Regions from separate parts of the Mus musculus genome. Here region 2 is linked to region 1. A link is a loop called in an ENCODE intact Hi-C map of the cell type or tissue named here. Cell type or tissue: left cerebral cortex. All regions are shown on one strand. Links, peaks and the distances in the headings refer to the core of each region. The heading gives the core; the rest is flanking DNA. Region 1 overlaps Adgrl3 (adhesion G protein-coupled receptor L3). Region 2 holds the start of Adgrl3 (adhesion G protein-coupled receptor L3).

Evidence for each region. Peaks named below come from ENCODE experiments on the same cell type or tissue, not always from the same donor. Only the 100,000 strongest peaks of a DNase experiment are listed, where the experiment ranks them.
Region 2: a loop joins it to region 1, with 4 times the contacts of the local background. A loop is called at or near these places in 2 of 42 quality-filtered maps.

What each region holds. Positions count from the first base shown.
Region 1 is chr5:81,317,076-81,327,607 of GRCm38, forward strand. All of the region lies in intron 4 of Adgrl3 (adhesion G protein-coupled receptor L3), which reads left to right. Among named protein-coding and RNA genes, the nearest start is that of Adgrl3, 300 kb to the left of the region's middle. In left cerebral cortex, for the core only: no CTCF peak of the experiment used is centred there; a DNase peak (open chromatin) is centred at 5,220.
Region 2 is chr5:81,014,612-81,025,143 of GRCm38, forward strand. Adgrl3 (adhesion G protein-coupled receptor L3) reads left to right here and starts at 6,141. Exons shown (of 27, transcript NM_001359828.1): 1 at 6,141-6,734. In left cerebral cortex, for the core only: no CTCF peak of the experiment used is centred there; DNase peaks (open chromatin) are centred at 4,729, 5,144, 6,169, 6,895 and 3 more places; H3K4me3 peaks cover 3,868 bases; H3K27ac peaks cover 3,833 bases.

The sequences.
Region 1 (10,532 bases), core at 1,213-9,212:
TGATGATGGTGGTGGTGATGATGATGGGAGGAGGAGGAGGAAGAGGAAGAAGAGGAGTATAGTAAGTTTTCTTCAGAATTAATGGGAGTCCTTACTATTTTTATAAAACATATACACACATGCATATGTATACAGGGAAAAAAACAACTTGTTATTGAAGAACTTTCAGGATAGTAAAATTCAGTAACCCAAATGAAAAAAATTCTTGAATTCTTTTGGAGACATGTGAAGAAAAGCTTGAGGTTGTCAAAATCATTAAATATTTCCAATCAATGTACTTAGATTTTTTTCATATAATAGATTATGTAAGCTTAATTTTATATAAAGTCTTATATGAGCATATTTGGTTATAAACACAGCACAAATTATGTTAGATGTGTAAACTTTTAAAGAAAGAATAAATTAATAAACACAAAAGACAAATAGTAATGTATTTGCCAGACTGTACACAAAGTATCTTTATAGGCAGAATATGGAGTAGTTAAAATAGAATCTTCAGAGTCAGCAGGTTTATAAGTTGTAAACCTCAGACCCATAAAACTGAGCTACAGATTAACTTTGACTCATAAAGTTATGAATAGGCACCTAGAAAATTGCATACCTAAGAAGAGACTGATCAAATGAGGTTCAAATTGAGAACTACAGGCACAATGTTTTTCTTAGTTATTTAATATAAATTTCCTAAAATAAGGTATCTTTGAGTTATCTCACTTTATTCCCATTAAAACAAAACCAAAAATAAAACAAACGCGTTGGTTGAATCCGGCTGTGGATGTACTGCACCCCTAACTAAAGAATTCTTTTAAAGAATGCCCTCACATGTGGGTGTCTTCAAGTGTGAGTGGTTGCCTCTGCTGTAGTGTATTTGCTTGTTGTATTTACTCCATTTTTAGATAGGGTCTCTAACTGCCAAGGGGCTTGCCATGTGGGCTGAGCTGACACCTCAAAGTCCCATGTGTCTCCATCTGCATAGAGCTAAGATAAAAATGCAGACCAGCACAATCATCACCTCTTGGATTGTGAGAATCTGCTCAGGTTTCCATGCCCACAATAGTATCTTGTCTGCTGCCTGAGCCATTTCCCTCCTTTTAAGCATTCCAAGAATTTTCTGGAGGGTCTTGAGGGTAAAAACTACTCACTATTATGGAAAGACCCCATTGGGTGACACAACAGTTCCAAAGCAGTGTTGTGGAAGTGCTTGTTGAAACAGTCCAGTGGCAGAGAGGAGAAGTCTTGTAAGGAAGGGATCTGATGGCCAGTCAGAATGGATATGCTTAGAGTTAGTGGGTCCTAACTACTACTCCCATTTCTATGAAAGAAATTTTCAGTCTCAGAGTCATAGTTATAATTTTTAAAAATTTTTCATTAGTTATTATCTTTATTTATATTTCAAATGTTATCCCCTTTCCTGGTTTCCCTTCAAAAACCCCCTATCCTCTTGCCCTTCCCCATGCTCACCAACATACCCACTCCTGCTTCCTGGCCCTGGCAGTCCCTTATACTGGGATATAGAACCTTCACAGGACAAAGCGCCTCTCCTCCCAGTGATGACCAACTAGGCCCTCTCCTGCTACATATACAGATAGAGCCATGGGTTTAGTTCCAGGGTGCTCTGGGGGTACTGGTTAGTTCATATTGTTGTTCCTCCTATGGAGCTGCAAACCCCTTCAGCTTCTTGGGTACTTTCTCTAGCTCCTTTGTTGGGTAAACTGTGCTCAGTCCAATGGTTGGCTGAGAGCATTCACTTCTGTATTTGTCAGGCACTAGCAGAGCCTCTCAGGAGACAGCTATATCAGGCTCCTATCAGCAAGCACTTGTTGGCATCCACAATAGTGTCTAGGTTTGGTGGTTGTTTATGGGATGGATCCCTAGGTGGGGCAGTCTCTGGATTATCATTCCTTCAGTCTCTGCTCTGCACTGTCTCTGTAACTCCTTCCATGGGTATTTTGTTCCTCCTTCTAAGAAGGATCCAAGTATCCACACTTTGCTCTTCCTTCTTCTTGAGTTTCATATGGTTTGCAAATTGTATCTTGGGTACTCCAAGCTTCTGGGCTGATATCCACTCATCAGTGAGTGCTTTTATGCTAAAGGAGTAAGACATCAGTTCATGAAAAAGAATGTACTTTTTAAAACTCCAACATAGTTAATATCATAATCTCTTTCAAAAACACATAACATGATGCTATATGTTTTTATTGAGTATATTTCATATACTGTAGAACTAACTTAATGTTCAGTATTCATATTTAAATGATAGCTCAGTTGTCACAGTTGATTTTTTTTCTTGTTATCATAAGTACTTCAAAAAGAAGACCTTGCCTGATAAAGTCATCCCTGTGACTCTTAATTTTTGACTCTTGGAAGCCAGAATATCTATTTTCTCTCCCAATGGGTTAATCTTTCTCAGACTCTTCATATAAATTGCTCATGATAATTCATGTCTTTTGTGATTGCTTTCCCCCTTGGCCCCTTCCAAGTTACTCATATTTAACATGTGTAATTACTTAATTATTTTATTTCATAATAACAATCCACTGGAGGCATACATTACAGTGTACATGTCAGCTGGTGGGGATGTAAATTCTTTCCCTTCCTTGGCTGCTTACTATCATGCTGCCTGTAGCGTGCTTGGTTTGGGTGTCTTTTCATTTCTCTCTGGCATCTATGTAAGAATGGAAATAATGAGCCATCTGATACTTCTGTCTAGCATTTTGAAGGACCATAGTACTCCTTAACAAAGGATGATAACAGGTCTATGTTTTCAGGGTTAATATGGGTTTTCCTGTCTGTAGGTTTTGCACAATTCTTAGTTAACGCATCTGGGGAAGTCACAGCCATTATGATATGCAACTGTTTCTCATATGCTTGTTGCAAAAAATAGTTATTGATTTCTTAATGATAAGCTGGTTTTTTTCTAGCATTAAGTTATAAGTGTTTAATAGACATAATTTAAATAAGAGAGCACATGGTATTTGTATTATGCAAGACACAAGTTTAGTGTGTTTTTTAGATTGACTATACTGAGATTTTTTGCTCAGATAGAACTAATTGAGTCATAACACTTTTAATGTAGTTTGAATTCTTCATATTTTTTTCTCCTCCAATTTTACTTATGTGGTTGATGCATAACAAGATTCATCATTTAAGGATACTCTTGTGATGACAAATTTTAAATCGGCAGTAATTGAAGTTTTATTCTGAGGAACCTTCTCCTGTGAGATAGTACATTTATTGTTACATGCTTTCCATTTCCTCCTTCCTAGGAAAATGCTAAATGACACTGAGTGTTTATCTCCATGTCCCCCGAAGTTTCTTCTTTTGCCAGAGACTAAATGATTTTCCTTCTTGATTTTCAAAATCTTGCCGTTTGTTAATTAGGATTTTAATTACCCATAATTTTATTTTTTATTTATTCTTTTATCTTTTTTTTTTACAGTCCAGTCTTTATCCCCCTCCAGGTCTACCCTCTGACTGTTCCTCATCCCATACCTCTTTCACTGTTGAATTATAGCTATTAAGTTAACAATTTTATTTCCATAGACTTTTTTTCCCTCTACCATGTCTTGTAACCTATTGAATTCCTTCACGTTTCTGGGGCTGTGACTACTATTTGAGACATAAACTATACAGGACAAAGGATTTATTTTTAGCTCAGAGGAATCAATTCAAATTTGGTTTGATCCATTTGCTTTGGGTACAAGTGAGACAGGATATCATGGCAGAGCGAAAAAAAGACAGAGAAACTGAGCGAACATAGACACACAAGGAGCTAGAAGCAGAGAAAGCAAGATATAGCACCAACAGCCCCATGAATGTAAACCCTTTAACATATGATCCTGCAGCTGATCATACCTGTTGAAATCTTTCAGCTTATCTCAAGAAAGTTATGCAAATTCATAGTTTTATGTTTCCTCACCAAAGCAACATCTTGTATATTAGTGTCTTTTTGTGCCACCTTGCACCTGTCGATGTACAAGCAAGCAAAGAGAGGGAATCCAGCAGAAAAACTGAGATTTGAACCTCAGTGTGGAAGGCAGCACAGTGCACTCTTGTGATTTCAGCCTGTTGTGTTTACCATATAGGAAATCCATTACTTGGGAAGAAAAGAGAGAGCTAAAGATAACATATGGCTAACAGGCTGGCTGTGACTAGCTCCCTTCCATTATGGAACCATGAAGGATATCAGCCTATTACAAAATGCAGCTTGCATGAAGCCTCAGAATAAAGCTTTTATATTGACTAATCCAAGCTGGTTTCATGTTGCAATGTTCAGCGTTCTGTTGAGTGGTATCTGAAGCTCTCAAGCTTTAGACTCTGGTTCAGCTTCCACTGTGTCTAAGATACATTTTCTGAACCAGCTTGAATCACAGTGCTGTTATTTGTTAAAGGGTTAATTAGGACAACACTGTTAGAGTCTGAGGATGAAATAAAATGATGTATAGAAATGGTCTGACACACAACCTTATGCATTTAATCCTGAGAGAACGAGCTCATTAAAAAATACCTTTAGGAATTAGAAGGAAAAACAAATGACTTGGAAAGTAAGCAAAATTTAAAATACACCACCATCCTGGGGTCACTTGCTTTCAACAGCATTTTTCAAAGACCACATTGTATATTCCTAATCCCTGAATGTGACAATTTCTCTTAATTATGTGTCTACACATTTGCACACACATTCAGCCCCTCATATTCAAGACTCACCCACTGGACTGTAGCTAAGTCTTTAATGAGTTACTAATGAACATCTAAAGCTTAGATCAGCATTTGGAACAATCCTAAAGAGTGTGGAAAAGCTATTCAGATTACAAAGCTGTATCTTTTAATTAGACTGTGGCCCAATAAAAGTTCCTGTCTTCACTCTTCTTCCTATTTTGAAGACATTGAACAGTAAGTAGCAGCTATAGTCTCATTTTGATAGCATTAGCCATATATGAAGTTAATAGGACTGAATTCAATCAACTGAATTTGAGAGATCATTGAATTGGTCAAATAAAAGGGAAACAATATGAAAACATTACAATGGTATTCAGCAGTGTTTCATTCTCTTGGACTTAGATGACTTTAAAACAGATTGATTTTGTTGTTGCATCAGAGAATAACAGATGACAGGAGGAAAAATGATCCAGATATGATTAAATCATGTAGGTGGGAAAAAATAAAAAAACCAACTCCCGTACTTATAAAAAGAACACGCAGTCTGCTTTCACACATTGCCAATTCTCTCCGAGCTGTTAGAGGCACCACAGAAATAGTAGTTATAAATATTACCCGAATTAGATCAAGAGTACTCTTTACTGTAGCTCCCCTTAAAAGTCAACAATGGTGTTTTTCAACAGTCATCTCTTTTCTCCCCCTTTCCCCCTACTTCTAAGAGTGAAATTGGTTAAACCATGAAAAACTTAAGAGTAAATGCTTTTATAGTGTAGGTAAAGTTCGAAGCTGATATGCAACTGTCCCTCCAGGAACCATATACACTAGCTTGAAAGAGGCACTTTAGATCCTTCACAAGAGCTGGTACTTGAAATCACAGTGATAGCTCTGTTGTATAGGCTATGGATTGTTGTTGGGAGCCTTGTGGTGAATATATATATATTTATGTATATATATATGCCCCAACATGATTTAAGCGATCAGTATGACATTTGCACCTGTTAGCATATGTGTCCTGTTGTTAACTGACATTTAGACACTTGTTTTGTGTTTGTGATGACAATGGGGGTGAGTGAGATGCAGGTGGTCAAACTCTCTTGCTACCCTGGTGAAAAAAAATAAGAGGGACAGGGACAATTGTATTCTTCTCAACTATTCTGAGATGCCAGTCTCGATCAACTTAACAAAAAGGGAAGCAGAACTGACTAACAAGTCTGTGTCTATTAATATGCACATCGTTTCTGCTCATTCTGCCCACATCCCAAAGCTAAATGGTGGTATGATTGAAGAAGAGTACCCCAGACCACAGCTGCCCAGAATTTTGGAGAAACGGTTGGTTTTTTTTATAGCATTCAGAACACATAGCTTTCATAGCATTAAAAATTAATATTCCTAGAGAAGGTAGTAGATGAAAGGAGTCAGGATTCTAGAGGAAAAAACATTCCAAAGTTTGAGTTTTTTTTTTATCTTAACCACAAATTACAATCTGTTTGTGTTTTGTTTGCAAAGAGCAGGTGTTTTTAGTTGGAAAAGAAACATTTACAGTTAGATGCCATTCCTTTAATGAGTAAGATACGTAATAAGCATTTTTCATTTAATTTGAATGAAAATAAATCTGTCTTTTGGGGAAAAGCCAAATTTATAAATGAAATTATTAACAGAATTTGCCTACTTACGCCTCTTCACAAGGGTTTGAAGTTTGTATTGTAGCATTACAATTTAGACAGTCAATATAAGAACGCATAACTCTCTCCTATTTACATACCTTATTGCATTGCAATAAAATTCGCTTTATAATCAAAAGCGAATTTTAAAAATAGTTTCTAAAAGTTAGCTTCCAGCACCACAAAATAATGTTGCCTTTAGCTTTGTCTACAGAGAAGCATGTGACCTGCCACTACAGTCCTGTCGTACACAGCTTTTGCAACTTATTTTGTTTCATTTCCCTGTCAAAAATCTAGGTTGTTGAGAAGTGTCAGGAAACGAGTCTGAAAGACAAAGAGTTCATTTCCCAACACAGAGTATATCTATACTGTATGGAATGATTCATCTTGAGAGAGAATCCAGTGTGTTCGACGGGCATATACTCACTCCAGATTACTCTAAGAGTTACTTCATCTTACAACGGAGGACATGTCGTCATCACTGAACTGTTTTCTTTAAGAATATAGAATGAAAACAGATTTGTCCATGTCCAAAGTCATTTCCACTCAGGGCATCCATAGTCAGGTGGCTAAGTTGGAGCTTTTGTGACTACTTGTAGATATTACTGTGAGGCCTGTAGAGAAATTATGCAGCAATTACATACACCCTTGGAAGAACATGAGGAAATGTTAGCCTTTCACATGGGTGATACTAAGGTGCTGCTGGAACAAGTATCTTTCAGGTTTACAAGAGAAGACAAAACAAACAAACAAACTAACTAACTAATCCTTTGTTTTCACAAAAAGAAATGAAACGAAATTCCCTGGAGGGAAGGGAGACAGGAAAATTCAGAATCAAGAAGCCACTGCTTTTCCATCTTCAATGTATATGGTTTTCCTAGTTTAGTGAATATTCTTAACAACTCACTAAATGTTAAAAATAGCACTACTTTGTGCAATTGTAAAGGAAAAAAAAAAAAAAAAAAAAAAAAACCGACCAAACTCATCACTCTACAGATGCAATGATGCTGTCACATGATCAACTGAGGGGAAATTCAAGCCAAGATCTCACAATGGTTTCTTACAGCCTTCTTTCTGAGGCACTTTTATGCCATGTTCATACTTCCTTGCTTCATTCCGTAGACCTTTGAGCTCAACTAGAATAGAAACAATGAAAACAGTGTTCTGAGGTTGAGCCAGCACGTGATGGAAATAGTAGAATTTATAATCAGAAACCTAGTTTAGTTGGGGGAGAGAGCAGTTTATTTTTTCTTTTCTTTTCTTTTCTTTTTTTTTTGTTGTTTTTTCCTTGAACCTTATCAAATTAATACAGGATGGAAGGAACTTTTGTAAGAAAGCAGGAGAAAATATGAGGACTTTTGATGATGCGTTCAGATATGTAGTGAACACCTGGAGGATCTGTGTGGAAACTGAAGTTAGGAACCAGTATGCACCGAGAAGCTTGAAGAGTACGGAGATTTCCCATAAGCCCATAGTTTGAGGAACGGGCTTAGAGGGGTAGAGAGTTCATATAAGATGCTTCCAGGAGACTGGGACAAAGGACTAAGAGCATACAGGTTGCCAAATTAGCTTTATTAGCATACAGTGTAAATTCTGTATGGCTCTTCCTCCAATAACTAATAAAATGACACTGTAAAGTACAGCCTAGAAACTTAGAATCAAGTGATTTGCATAAGGTACCCTTAGTTTGGGAAAGCTGATTCACTTTGAGCCCTGGTAGTCTCTCGTTTCTTGCTGCCTTCGGACTCAGAAGCATCATAACGATTACTGCACAGCCTACTGTTTGACTCAGGCTGCATCAAGCTCACAGTGATGATCTAAATTTGTTTAGAAGAAGCAACTAAGTCATTGGCTATACTGAGAAGAAAAGAGAGCAGAAATGATCACACTTCATGGACATGTTTTCAAATATTTGGTTTGATTAAAATATTTTTATATTGATTAAAAATATTTGAAATCATGTTATAATTATATCATTTCCTCCTCTCCTTCCCTCACGGCATAGCCTCCCAGACACACTTTCTTGTTCTCTTTCAAACTCATGTCAGTTTTTTACTAATTGTTGTTACATGCATATATGCATTTGTGTATACACATATATTCCTACATGTGTACTACAAACTGTTCCATGTGCACTTGCATGTATTTTACAAGTCAGTGTGGATTTATGAACATGTATTACAACGAGTGCTCATATTTTCTGTCCATCATTCCCAGTGTCCATTCTTTCTTTCTTTTTCATTCCCCTCTTCTTTATTATTTTGGAAATGGCCCTTTCCATGTACTCTTATCTGGTTATGAACTCACAGCCTTCCTGATTCCTCCTCTCAATTGCTAGCATTACAGAATTGTACACCATAGTTCACTCTAGTGCTTATTTCAATTATAAATTTTCCATATAATATAAAAATGCCAACGCTGTCTTCAAAAGCATTTTATTTTTTAATACTTTTAATTTTCTTTATTTTTTCTGGTTTCTGTCTACATGCAAACAGCATCATGAAACTGTATTAGAAAGGCATCCTTTGATTGACAGGCTGGACACAGATATGACATGAATAACTTCACCAATCCACTATGCTACATACTAATAATTTTCAGATCTCCTCTATCCAAGTGTCTAGATATGATCTACTAGGAAGGCAGAAGGGAAATTCTTAAGTGGGGAAAGCATCTACCTAAGAATCTACCTAAGTGACAGAGATAAAGCAAGAAATCAGTGGCTCATAATGAATACTAAATATCATTCATGACTTCAGCAATTCAAACTTGAAAACCGCAGACACACCATTTTAAACCAATGACTCCTTATCTGATTTGTCATGCTTTAATAATTAGAATGAAAGTCATGTTTCTGTGAAGGTTACAAAAAAAAAAATAAGCATGCTGCACTTTTGTTTATCGCCTCCTCTAGAAGCAACATTATCTGGTAGCCATCTTGAAATGTTATATACAAGTGTCAGAAACCGTAGTCTCAAATGCATATGTAGAAGGGCAGATGCTAAAAGATAAGGTTCCTAAGAACCAAACTTGTTCATGCCACATGTTAGTATTTTTTCATCAAGACCTCGAAAAAGTACCTGATCTCTTTAAAAATTCAGAGAAGAAAAAAAGAAAAGAAAAGAAGAGAAAAAAAGACACCAAAAATGTGAAGCATGGCTCCCAAGTATCCAAAGAGCACCTTGCTTCAAAGGGCACCTAGATTTTTTTTTTCTTTTTTACAGCCATGTGTTGAACTTAGAAGTGGGATAGAAGGAGGTGCAGAGTCCAGTATAGGTATCACCTTACTTGTCAGGAAGAGGCTCTTCTTCAGATGTGAATGTGCCCCAGGGACAGCATAAGCGTCTCATTACAGTTTCTACCCACTAATGCTGGTGGGTTTTTAGCAAGGGTTATTACTAGCATGGGAGTTAAGGATTTTTTCTACATGTAAGATTACAGAGGATTGCCAGGCCTTTAATTGTACCTGTTACTTGGATGATTAAAGCGTGGAGTAGTTCTGAGCAGCACAAATTGCCTGTATATTTTACCTGAAGCATGTAACTCCTTCGAAGTTCTCCAATACCTCAAGCATAGTATGTGCAATATATATTTTTTTAAGATGAAAGTTAAAACTTGGTCTATTGCTGCCATCTAAGGTGAATCTGAAGAGTGGTGGATTTAAGTAAGTGTGAACTATACATATTGCGTCAAGCACACCAGAGTCCCATTTCCTCCAACTGAAGACTCACATCATTTTAACTTCCTGTTATTCTTTTGTTCTTCAGACTCTGTCCATGAAATCATGCTCTTCTTCAGTCTCACGTGCTCTTTGTGAACCCTGATTGCTTCCTGCTTAGCTCTGGCCTATTGTTTGTTTGTTTGTTTGTAGTTCATATAGAGAGGATGCTCATGTAGATCCGGACACAGACTTGTCATAAGATGCTGATTCTATCGCACATGCATTTTAGCATGTGCAATTACCATAGAGCTCTCCCTGTCTGTTTGCTGTAGAGTAGGGGTTTGTTTTATTTGGGTTTAGTTTGATTTGGTTTGTTTTGATTTGGGGTGAATATTTGATCTCTACTTCAGAGGAAATCCTTGGCTCTTGTTTGTTTTTATCTTTCCCTGTCATGTCATTTTCTTTCCTCCCAATAATTTATCCCAGAAAGAAACTTTACATACCATGACATGCAGAGCTCTGCAGCTGGCTGTTGCTCACTCTCTAGCATCCGG
Region 2 (10,532 bases), core at 732-8,731, 300 kb before region 1:
GAACTGTGTACATTTTTATGGTGAAAGGAGTCTCCAATTTTGTCACTTATGTGCAATAAAATTTCATTTAAAGTTAAAAAAACAAAACAAAACCAAAAAGGTCCTACTGTAAGAAAACTTCTAAAAGGTGATCATTGGATACCTCCCTAGATTAGTTCATTTCTCTCACATGGCAATAAAACATGTTCTGATAAGCCCCATGGCATGATCTACAGCTAAGTCTTTATTCTTGTGCACCCCAAATCCTTAGACTTCTCATCATTCACTGCATGCTAGCAGTCTGGCAGCTCTGCAGATGTGATTCCACTCTGATTACCTTGATTTGTCAGTGTGTTTAGGCCTCACAGCATTTAAAATGTAGCTGTCTGCAGATTCTTGATTGGATATTAGAGGACTGTCCCTGATGGGGAAAGCTCAATAATTTGAAACCCTGTAAGTGCTTACATACTTTGGAAGAAGAAGGTCATTTTACATGAAGGAGGTATCATCTCCTGACTGCATTATCTCTTTTCTTGGCTACTAGAAGATTAAAAGGTGTTAAGTCTACCCAAGGGTGGTGAAAGATATTAACTCATGGGCTGAGAAAGAGCTAAGGACTGAAAGGGTCCTGACTTTCAGCTGGACAGGGGATAGCCTGGAACACTCTGCATTTCCCATCTGAGGATATAATGAACAGGACAAGAAATGTTCAGTTTCAGGGAAAAGTTTTTAAGGCCAGGTGTCCCCTCCCTCCCTGCCTCCCTCCCTCCTTCCTTCCTTCCTTCCTTCCTTCCTTCCTTCCTTCTCTGCATCTACACTGTAGACCTACTCTCTGGAACTGTCCCTGGGAACCAAGACTGAAGGTTCTGAGACACTGCTGCTATTGTAAGGTTTTATTGTCGTTGGTGTTGCCTTTGTTGTTTTGATGTTTTTTTTAATGAGCAAAACTGGAACATGCTAAACCTCCATTGTTTCACATTCTCCTCCAAATGGCAACTTCCTCTCCAAATTGAAACATTTGTTCCAGTGAGAGAGGAGGATCTTCAACTGAGGTTGAAAACTGAACGTGGCTGAACCGGAGATAAACACAAGCTCATATGTGTCAAAACAAAAACTTGGAAGTTTCTTAGGTGTTTGAGGACCCCTACCAAGAGTAAAAACAGCTGAGGGTGGAGCCTGTCCAGACCAGACAAGGGAGAGAGAGAGAGAGAGAGAGAGAGAGAGAGAGAGAGAGAGAGAGAGAGAGAGAGAGAGAGAGAGAGAGAGAGAGAAAGAGAGAGATGCTCTGTATAAGCCTGCAAGCTGATGTCTTGTGAGGCCATGCCAGTGCCTGGCAAATACAGAAGTGGATGCTCACAGTCATCTATTGGATGGAATACTGAGCCCCCAATGAAGGAGCTAGAGAAAGTACCCAAGGAGCTAAAGGGGTCTGCAACCCTATAGGTGGAACAACAATATGAACTAACCAGTACCCCCAGAGCTCTTGTCTCTAGATGCATATGTAGCAGAGGATGGCCTAGTCAGCCATCAATGGGAGGAGAGGCCCTTGGTCTTGTGTAGATTATATGCCCCAGTACAGGGGAATGCCAGGGCCAGGAAGTAGGAGTGGGTGATTTGGGGAACAGGGCAGGGGTGGGGGAAGATAATGGGGATTTTCAGAGAGGAAACTAGGAAAGGGGATAGCATTTGAAATGTAAATGAAGAAAATTCTAAATCCCCCCCATATTTAAAAAAAAAATGCCTGCAAACTGCTTAGAGAGCTCCAGGTTTCCATGTCCGGTAGGCTTTCCAGTGATACAGTTGCTTTGGACTCACCCCAGCTCCTTCCCTAAGTAAACTCTTGTGCATACTCCTGTCAGAAACCTTAGATAAAACCTCATGGAGTCACCAAAGTGGGTACTGTTGCAGTTCTTACTTTATTCTATCAGTGGGCTCCCTTTTTTAGGTGAGTAGATGTGTGTGTGTGTGTGTGTGTGTGTGTGTGTGTGTGTTTTGTCTCCCCAAGAAATTTTGTCACACAATTTCTTCATGGTGTACATTTTTGTAAGTTGCATTTTTGTTGGCAGAAGCTATTTACTAATGTTTATCTACTATTTCTATCTATTCTGCACACCCAATTTTTCAGTGTTTTAAATGAGATTGGAATCTCATGAATGATGTTCAACACTTTATTGTACTTACTGATTTGCAAAGAATCCTTGGGTCAGGAAAGTTTAAAAGTTATTATGTTTTAATGTTTTCTTTTCCCAATTAATTAGTATTCTCGGTTTTAAAATTTGAATTTCTTTCCATCTGGTTACTATTGATTTGCCTCAGATTAAATATCAGGTGTGCCAACTCTTTCTAGTATCCTGGAGTAAACAACCCCAAAACACCATCCAAGTATTCCTGGAGCTACTTTGTATCGAGGGTCTGTGCTTTAAGTAATCTGCTTTTGTCTTTTCTCTAACATGAAGAAGTCCAGTATAATTGGGTAGATGAAAATGCACAGAACTTACTTTGCTCTCATAGAGGACTCACCTGAGAATATATCAGCAAGAATCACAGATTTACTACCTGGAGAGAGAGGTTTAATCAAACGTAGAAGACTATGCTCATCATATCAAAAGTGACTTGAAAATACAGAGGTTGAGTTTAAAATATGGATAACTTCTGGAAACAGTGTAATTTGACACACAGCTAAACTACACATGCAATCAATACTCCTACTTGCACTGTGTTTAAAAAAAAATAAGCTGTTTTTATTACCTTTTCCCCCATCACTAAGTAGGATCTTTGAAATTCTTTATTTTTGGTCCATGTCCACATTGGCTAGCTAAGGAGTCTATAAGTAACATTTTTACTTATAGACTCCTTAGCTATAGCTATAAATTATTTATATTTGTCTTCCTGCTGCCATCACTAATAGTATGTAATATCTTTGATTTACTTCATACCTTATACACTTAAAAATATTCTATTATTTTTCTAAATAAATTCACTAAGCATATGGTAAATAGGAACTGAGTTGTTTCCATCTTGCTTCCTTTACAACTAAGAGTCTCTTGTCACAGTTTGCTAGTCTAGTCTTGGTGAAGCCCTTGTTTAAGTCACAAGTGAGTCCAGATGTCAATTTGTATTTACGTATCCAAGGGCGCTTATAAATGTCCTGTATTAAGGGAATAAAAGCAGCCATACTTGAGCCTATGAAAATCTACTTGGTCAGAACTCAGCCATTAAATCTCTTTGACTTTCTATTTCCCCCACTCCCAAATGAATTACTAGATACACAAAGAGCATATAATATATAGTATATTCTTTCCCAATATAGCTTGGAACTTACCTTTAAGAGAGCTCTTATAATCTGAGAAGATATAGTGACATGCAGCTAATTATTTGAAAAGAGACCAAAATAAGCAGGACAACATAGGCATTGTGGTAGAGGTACCATCACAGTGCTGTGTGAGCTAGTTAGCTGCTTAGTCACATTTTCGTTCCCCATGACAGCATGCCTATAAAAGTAACCTCATGGGAGGGAACGTTCATTTTGGCTTACAGTTTTGGAGGCCTCAGTCTAAGCCTAATTGTCTTTGTTGTTTTGATATTTACGATACAAAACAATACCTCTGATTGTATAACAAAACAAAGCTGTTCACCTCCGTGACTGGGATACAGGGTACTTGGTGGGAAGGTCCCTGGATCCTCTACAAGGTTCCATCTTCAAGGTTCTAACATCCTTAGAGCAAGCCAACCTCTTAAAAATTCTACTACCCCACAAAATCATCAGTAGCTGGAGACCAGCCTTTAACATAAAGTCCTTTGGTGGATACTTAGGATCCAAACTGTAGCAGAGAAGATAATGGCTATGGTGTGTGTAGCATATACCATATGTTACAAAGGCTTTTTCTCACCTTGGGATAGCTAAGAAAGGGGTTCTTTAGAAAATCTGGTGGGGGGGGAGGGTAGGGGGGACTTTTGGGATAGCATTGGAAATGTAATTGAGGAAAATACGTAATAAAAAAATAAAAAGAAAAAAAAGAAAATCTGGCATGTGAGTTGAGCTTTGAAGAATGAAAGAAATTCATTCTTGTGTCAGGGATGATCAGATAATTACGATGATGGTTAGCTTTACAGATCTGCTGGGGTTGTAGTTTCCAACTTGCAAATTCCCACAGGCCAGGAGATCATTATGACACTATACTGCCTCACTATACAGCCTCATTCAACTTGGGAGACCTGAATAGGAATGTGATGTACCTGTTGGTTTCATACAATAAATCCTAGTCACTAGACTATGCTTATATAGAAACTACATCCACAGTCCTTGAAGCGATAAAATGTTATAGGAGAGAAGCGGGGGGGGGGAGGGGGGGAGGAAGGAAGGAAGAAAGAAAGACATTTTTTAACAATTTCATTTACAAAAGCATCCCAAAGAGGTACAATTAGTTGATGAAGGTCACGTGGGCAAACTTTATCACAGCAGAAGGCATGGAGATAGAACCAAGACAGTTTTCTATATCCTTCATGGTAATTTTTATTGTAGTGAAATCAAAATCATTGAGTCTCTAGGTCCTATCTTTTCGTAGAAAGGTGTGCTTTCAATTTTGCAATGAACTTGTACATTGAGGTAAGTTTCAAGAAACATAAAATGGACTCAAAGCAGGCAATGCTTTAGAAGTCAGCACCCGCATAAAGAACACGTGGAGTAATCTGCACCTGAAAAAAAAAAAAAAGACACTGGCAGAACTCCCAGCCTGGTACCTCATTCACCTAGAGCAGAAGAGTGGGGGAGGAGGAGAACGGGAGGGAGGAAGGGAGAGTGAAGAGATTGAGTGGAGAGAGGGGGGGGGGCTAGAGATGAGTGGAAATGGAGAGCAGAGAAGAGAGAGAGAGAGAGAGAGAGAGAGAGAGAGAGAGAGAGAGAGAGAGAGAGAGAGAGAGAGAGAGAGATGCTCCTATCCAGGAGAGAGATACCCTTTGTCTGACAAACCCTGCAAGGGAAGCCTCCCTTAGCCGCCCCACGGTTCCCACCTCCAAGATTCTGCGGAGCGGCTAGGTGGAGCCCGCGCCCGCGGAGCCCTCGCGGACTCCAGATCCGGGTTTTGCCGGCCGCCCCTTTCCCGGCCTTGGAGCCCCCCTCCCTGGTCCTGGGAGCTCTCTCGCCCCGTCACCCCGCCAGAGGCTCACTCGGGCCTCGGCTGCGTTGGCCGCTGCGCTCACGCTGCCTGTCTGCGGGCGCGACCGCCCCCTCCGCCCGCTCGGCCCGCAGCGCTCGCTCCAGTTCCCAGGAGCGGGGATGCAGATGGCACGGCCGGGCCAGGAGGGCGACGCCGCCACCGCTGCCGCCGCCGCCGCTGCTGGCATCTCGCGGACTGCGCGCTGCCTCCGCTCCCGCAGCTGCTACTGCTGCTGCTGCCGCCGCCACCGCCTGTGACTCGCCCCCCCCCCTCCCCTTTCTTTCTTCTCGCTCTCTCTTTTATTTATTTATTTATTTCGTTGGCCTCAGTCTTCTCCCTCCGGGTGTGCGCGCGCGGGCTGCACGGTGTGCTGGGGCAGGAGCTCGCCCCTGTGTGTGCGCGCGAGGGGAAGAGCGTGTGCGTGTCTGGAGGGCGCCCCGAGCCTCAGTGGCTCCGGTGGGGAGTCCAGAAGAGAAAAAAATAAAATTAAATAAAATTAAAAAAAAAAAAAAAAGAGGACCGAAGCCGGCGGCCGAGGAGGAGGTTGGCGGTGACGGCATCGGCTCAGACCCCGGGCCGGGCGATGAAGCTCCCGCATGCCCGAAGCTACCCGGCCTGGCCGGCGAGCTGATAGGCGACCACCGGAGCTCGGGGCTCGCCCCCCGCGGCAGGCACGCAACCCTCGGCGACCCGGCGCCCGCTCTGCCCGCGCGTCCACGCCGTGCACCCGGCAAGGAGTTTGCGCGGCTCGCGCCTGGGCTCTCGGAGCGGGTTGCGGGCGGCAGAGCGGACCCTCTGCTGCCGGAGCACCTCGGGGGCAGCAGGAGGAGGACGGCGAGGAGGACTGGGCGGAGAAGCCACTACTGGTCCTCGCCGCTGCCCCTACCTATCCCCTCCCTCTCGCTCGGAGGCGGAAAGGGGAGGACGAGGAAGAAGAAGAAAAAGAAAGAGAAGGGGGGTGGGGTGGGAGAACTGGATATAAAGATCGGCTGCGGGGGGGGGGATGGTGGAAGATTTTTGGTCTCCTCAGCAGCTGCTTTTCTTGCGGCGGCGGCGGCGGCGGCGGCTGCAGGAGGAGGGAAAGCAGCTCTGGTTATGACTGCCGCATGTTAATAGCTCCCGCTTGGGTCCACCGGCTGCAGCGAGAGACACAGCCTGACTCCGAAGTTGTGCAACTGTGCCCTGAGAGAGACATTTGAACCCTCCTTCTCTTTGCTCCGCTTTTGCCCCCCTGGGGCGTGTGAAGCGAGGAAACGTAAAGGAAGACTAGCATTGGCTTTCCCGGCTTCCCCTTTCTCCATGGCTGTGTAGAAGAAGAAAGGAAAAGAGACACTTTTTGTTGTTTCTTTGACTGGGGTCTCCACCCTCCTGTCGTCTCTGCGGTTTGATCAGTCGTTGCTTGGTGTGACTGGGGTGTCTACAGTGGGACAGGTCCATCTTTTTTCTGTTTTCTTTTTCTTTCTTCTTCTTTTTTTATTTCTTCTTTTTTTGTGTGTGTGTGTGCCCCGGGGCTCAATGGATGGATTGTGGAAAACTGCACCGGGTTGCAGGTTGTTGAGCAACTGATGGGACCATCTCAGGGACCGGCGGTTACGAAAGGTAATTTATTCTTTGCACTCTTCATAATTGTGGTCGCCCTGGTCGGGCGCAGGCGGCGGCATCCGATGGGCTGGCAACCGAGGGGGTGCGGGGTTCACGTACACTCACCCTTCCACTCACACATTCGCCTTCGCACACTCGCCCTCATGCGCACACTCATCTGATCGTGATGCGGGGCGGGAAGGGAGCCTCCTGGCTGGTGGGCGCTGGGGTTTGGCATGGGTTCGAGGTTTTATCAGCTACTGGGCGATTAGGTGCCAGAGGGAGATATAGAGGAGAAGAGAACCAGCGCACTGTCAGTCGCACACGCCGGGTGACAAGAACGAATCCCACCCCGCGCATTTTCCCTGCCCTGTCACCCCAATGCCGTCCTTTAGTAGGGGCAGAAAGCAGCCAAGGGGGCGCCTTTTCTCCGCTAGTCTGGAGCAACACTGGACGTGGGAACGGGTTGGAGGACGAACAGGGACCGGGTGAGGAGCGCAGTTCGGGGTGATGGCGAATGTGTGGTGGTGAGCCTGGTTGATCCTCCCTAGACGCCTGCCTTGGAACATCCAAGGTGGCTGAGATTGCCCAGGTCGCGCCCCTGAGAAGTGGAATCGGGTTGCCTCCAAAAATCTCTCTTGAGTATCTTCCAGCCGGGCAGTTTGATTTCGACCTGAGTGCCTAGGCTTTGTTGAGCGATTTAGCTAGAGAAAGCTGGTCAGTTTCGTGAGTGTCACGGGGTTGAGCTGTGCCAGGAGTGAGCACCCAGTGTGGAGAGGATGTTCAATGGGTCGGGCGTCCGCGGCGCCGGGGTGCGGTGGGCAGAGCAGTGGTGGCCCTGGTGGCGGGTTACAGGTAGGCGAGCTTGCACCTGGGTGCTTCTCTTGGGAGATGGGCAGTCTCTGGGCTCAAGTGGAGCGCGAGGACCAGCACTGGACAGCCTCTGGTTCTAGCCCAGAGGAGGCTGCTGGGCATGCGGGATATCCAGCAATGCAGCCCACTGTTTGGAAGGGTAGTTGACCAGTGGTCGGCGTGCGTGGTATCTGTGTGTCTAGGATCCTGTGCGCTTAGGGTGGCGGGCAGACCTGTGCAGGGATAGGAGAGCTGAAGCTACTTAGGTCAAGCTTGTTCATAGAAATCGCTTGGGATCTGCTTAGCTGGAAAAGCTGGTTTGAGAAGGCCCAGAGGGCCCCCGGTGGGGTTGCGAGGAAGCCTGGCGGCAGGTTCCCTCTCCCCTAGAGATGCGTGCAATGTTTGGAGTTGCTGGTGCAGCGCTCCACCGTATCCCAGATTGGCCTTGATTAGACCTGCTAGAGCAGTCGCCTCTCGCAGATTTGCGGTAATCAAGTATAGCCCCCACAGAATCCTTGGTCTCCGGAATGATCTGGCCACATTCCTCGCCCGAACAGAAACGTGTGTTGCTTTTATCGATAGCCAGTGAGAGAGCAGTTGGGAGAACCGGAGGCTTGGGAGCCACCTCCCGAGTGTCTCCTCCCTGAGGCTCCCATGGCCCCAGACTGCAGTAGTTAGAGAACATTGTAAACAACAGTGTAAGCATCTTTGCCACTGTCTCCCTCAGAGCCGAACCTGCTGGTGGCTGTTGTGCTTACTTTCCTGGGTGGCTTACTCATTAGGAAGTGTAAGGCTGCTTGCACCTCTGATTTTACATCCTTGCAGCCAGCTGCCGGGGAAATGAGGAGACACATAGATTCTGGCAGGAAGGGAAAAAATGCCTTCTGTGTTTTGCTCCGAAGTAAATAGGAGGTCTGCTAATTTTAGAGTCATATGGTCTGTCTTCGCTAGTTAGAGAATGGTGTCGTAGAATCTGCAAGGAACCACTATAGTAATTTTTTTTTTTTTGCTTTTGCATTTGGACAGTCAGCTGCATTTGTCTATGAGATAACAGAGGTCAGGCAGCTCCCTAATTCATTTTTCAGTCTATAATGTACTCAGTGATCAGCAGTTCTCGCGCCCAATTTACCTGTATGCACATTACATGTAGAATTGCCCGTTGTTTTCCAGCCTCACGCAAAAGAGGATACCAGATCATTTGTGTAGGAAACAGGAGGATGTTTATGCTGAATTTCCTGTTAGCTTCGAGTTCTCTTCTGTTTTGCTTTGTGTTTTTCTCCCTTTAAGTAGTGAAGGGACGGGTAACAGATGTGCAGAGATAAACACTTCTTAATAAACTTAGGCTTGAAAGATAACTCTTTTTTTTTTGAAATGCAATAAGTAAAATACTTTGCACTACTGAGTCGTCTATTACTTCTGACTACTTTGATGTCTGTGCAAAATGGCTAGGTTCTAGTTTACTTTAAAAGAAAGAAAACACTTTGATTTAAGTGTAAGTTTTAAAGGTTCTGACCACAAAGGACAAGTACAGTATAATGAATTATTCACTCATGCCTAATTTTGATTAAATTATATTTTCTAAGACATTTATAGGAGATAAAGATATTTATAGAAGACAGTATACGTGACCACGACCCTTCTAAAACCACTTAGAATTATAGAATCTTGATTCCTATGTTTTTTTTTCCTTCTGATCTTTCTTGCGGCCAGGGGGGGGGGGGGTGTTGTGTGAAAGTTTCTTTACGTGGAACCATGTCTGAGGATTGTAGACTACTTCCTCTCCACTTTTGGCAGCTCTCACGGCAGTGATGTACAGTCTTTATCCTAGAAGATCCCGTCAGATCTGTTCTGTTTCCTAGCTGCATGTGTTCCGTTTCCTAGCAGTCATACATTCCACAGGTCCTGATGTCATTAGGCCTGCCTCTGTCAACTGGTTGCGCTGTCTTTAAGCAAAGGTGAATATGTCAAGAGCATTTGCATGCCATTCCTTTGTACTCTGTACTCGTCTCTCACTAAATAATCAGTAATCTGTCCCTCTGGAGTGTGCGGCCAAGTGGGCTCTTTTCCTTACTCAGGGAAGAGGCACGATGAGTACCAAGGTTTACGTGAACTATTGGATTTCTTCAAATGGAGATGCTGGGCTGCATCAGGCATCCCTGGCCAGAGGAGTGATAAGCCGGCCTGTGATTTATCAGCTTGGAAAATGCTTTTGATGTCTCAGTTTCGGTAGCTTAGTACGAAGATTACGCTTCCCACGGAGGGCCCTGCTTCAAAATATGAATGAAAGGTCATTCTGAAATCATTTCCTTAATAATATTCCCCTTGCAGTTTTCAGAGCCCTCCTCCCACACCCCTTGAGGGAATCGTGGCCAGTGTGGGACTTACTGGCTCCAGCTGCTGAGTCTGGCATTGATTCTAGTAGTCAGCAACAGGCAACATTTTTATGGACTTGATTCATCAGAGCTATAGCCTAGAAATCCTAAGTAGTAGATTAAGAACGATTCGAGGATCACTCTAGTCAAATCATAATGCAAAAGTGAGTTCTTTTACAGTTTTGATACGGGCCACTTTACAGTTTGGTTGGAACTCTTCAAAAGGGCTGCCAAATGCAAAGGACAGTTCCTGTCCAAAGGCGAGCATTCTGCTTCAGGAACCAGCAAGGAAACCCAAGCGGGATTTTGGTATTTAGGATCATGCACTGAGTTTGAGAAATACTGAGATGCACTGAGCGGTCGGGGCTAAGAGCGGCAGAGAGGAGAGGCAGCTCAGATTTTCCTATGGCTCACAAATGGCTCTTTTGCCTTTGATTCCTTGCATTGGCATCACATTCAAAATATCCACTTGCTCACTTAGGATAGGTTGAAGATGCATTGTAACTTACCCTTGGTTTGCCTGTTAGGCCTGGGATAGGCTTCAATTATTGATGCACTTCATTCCTGTCTTTTTATTGTGTGCAAGTTCATT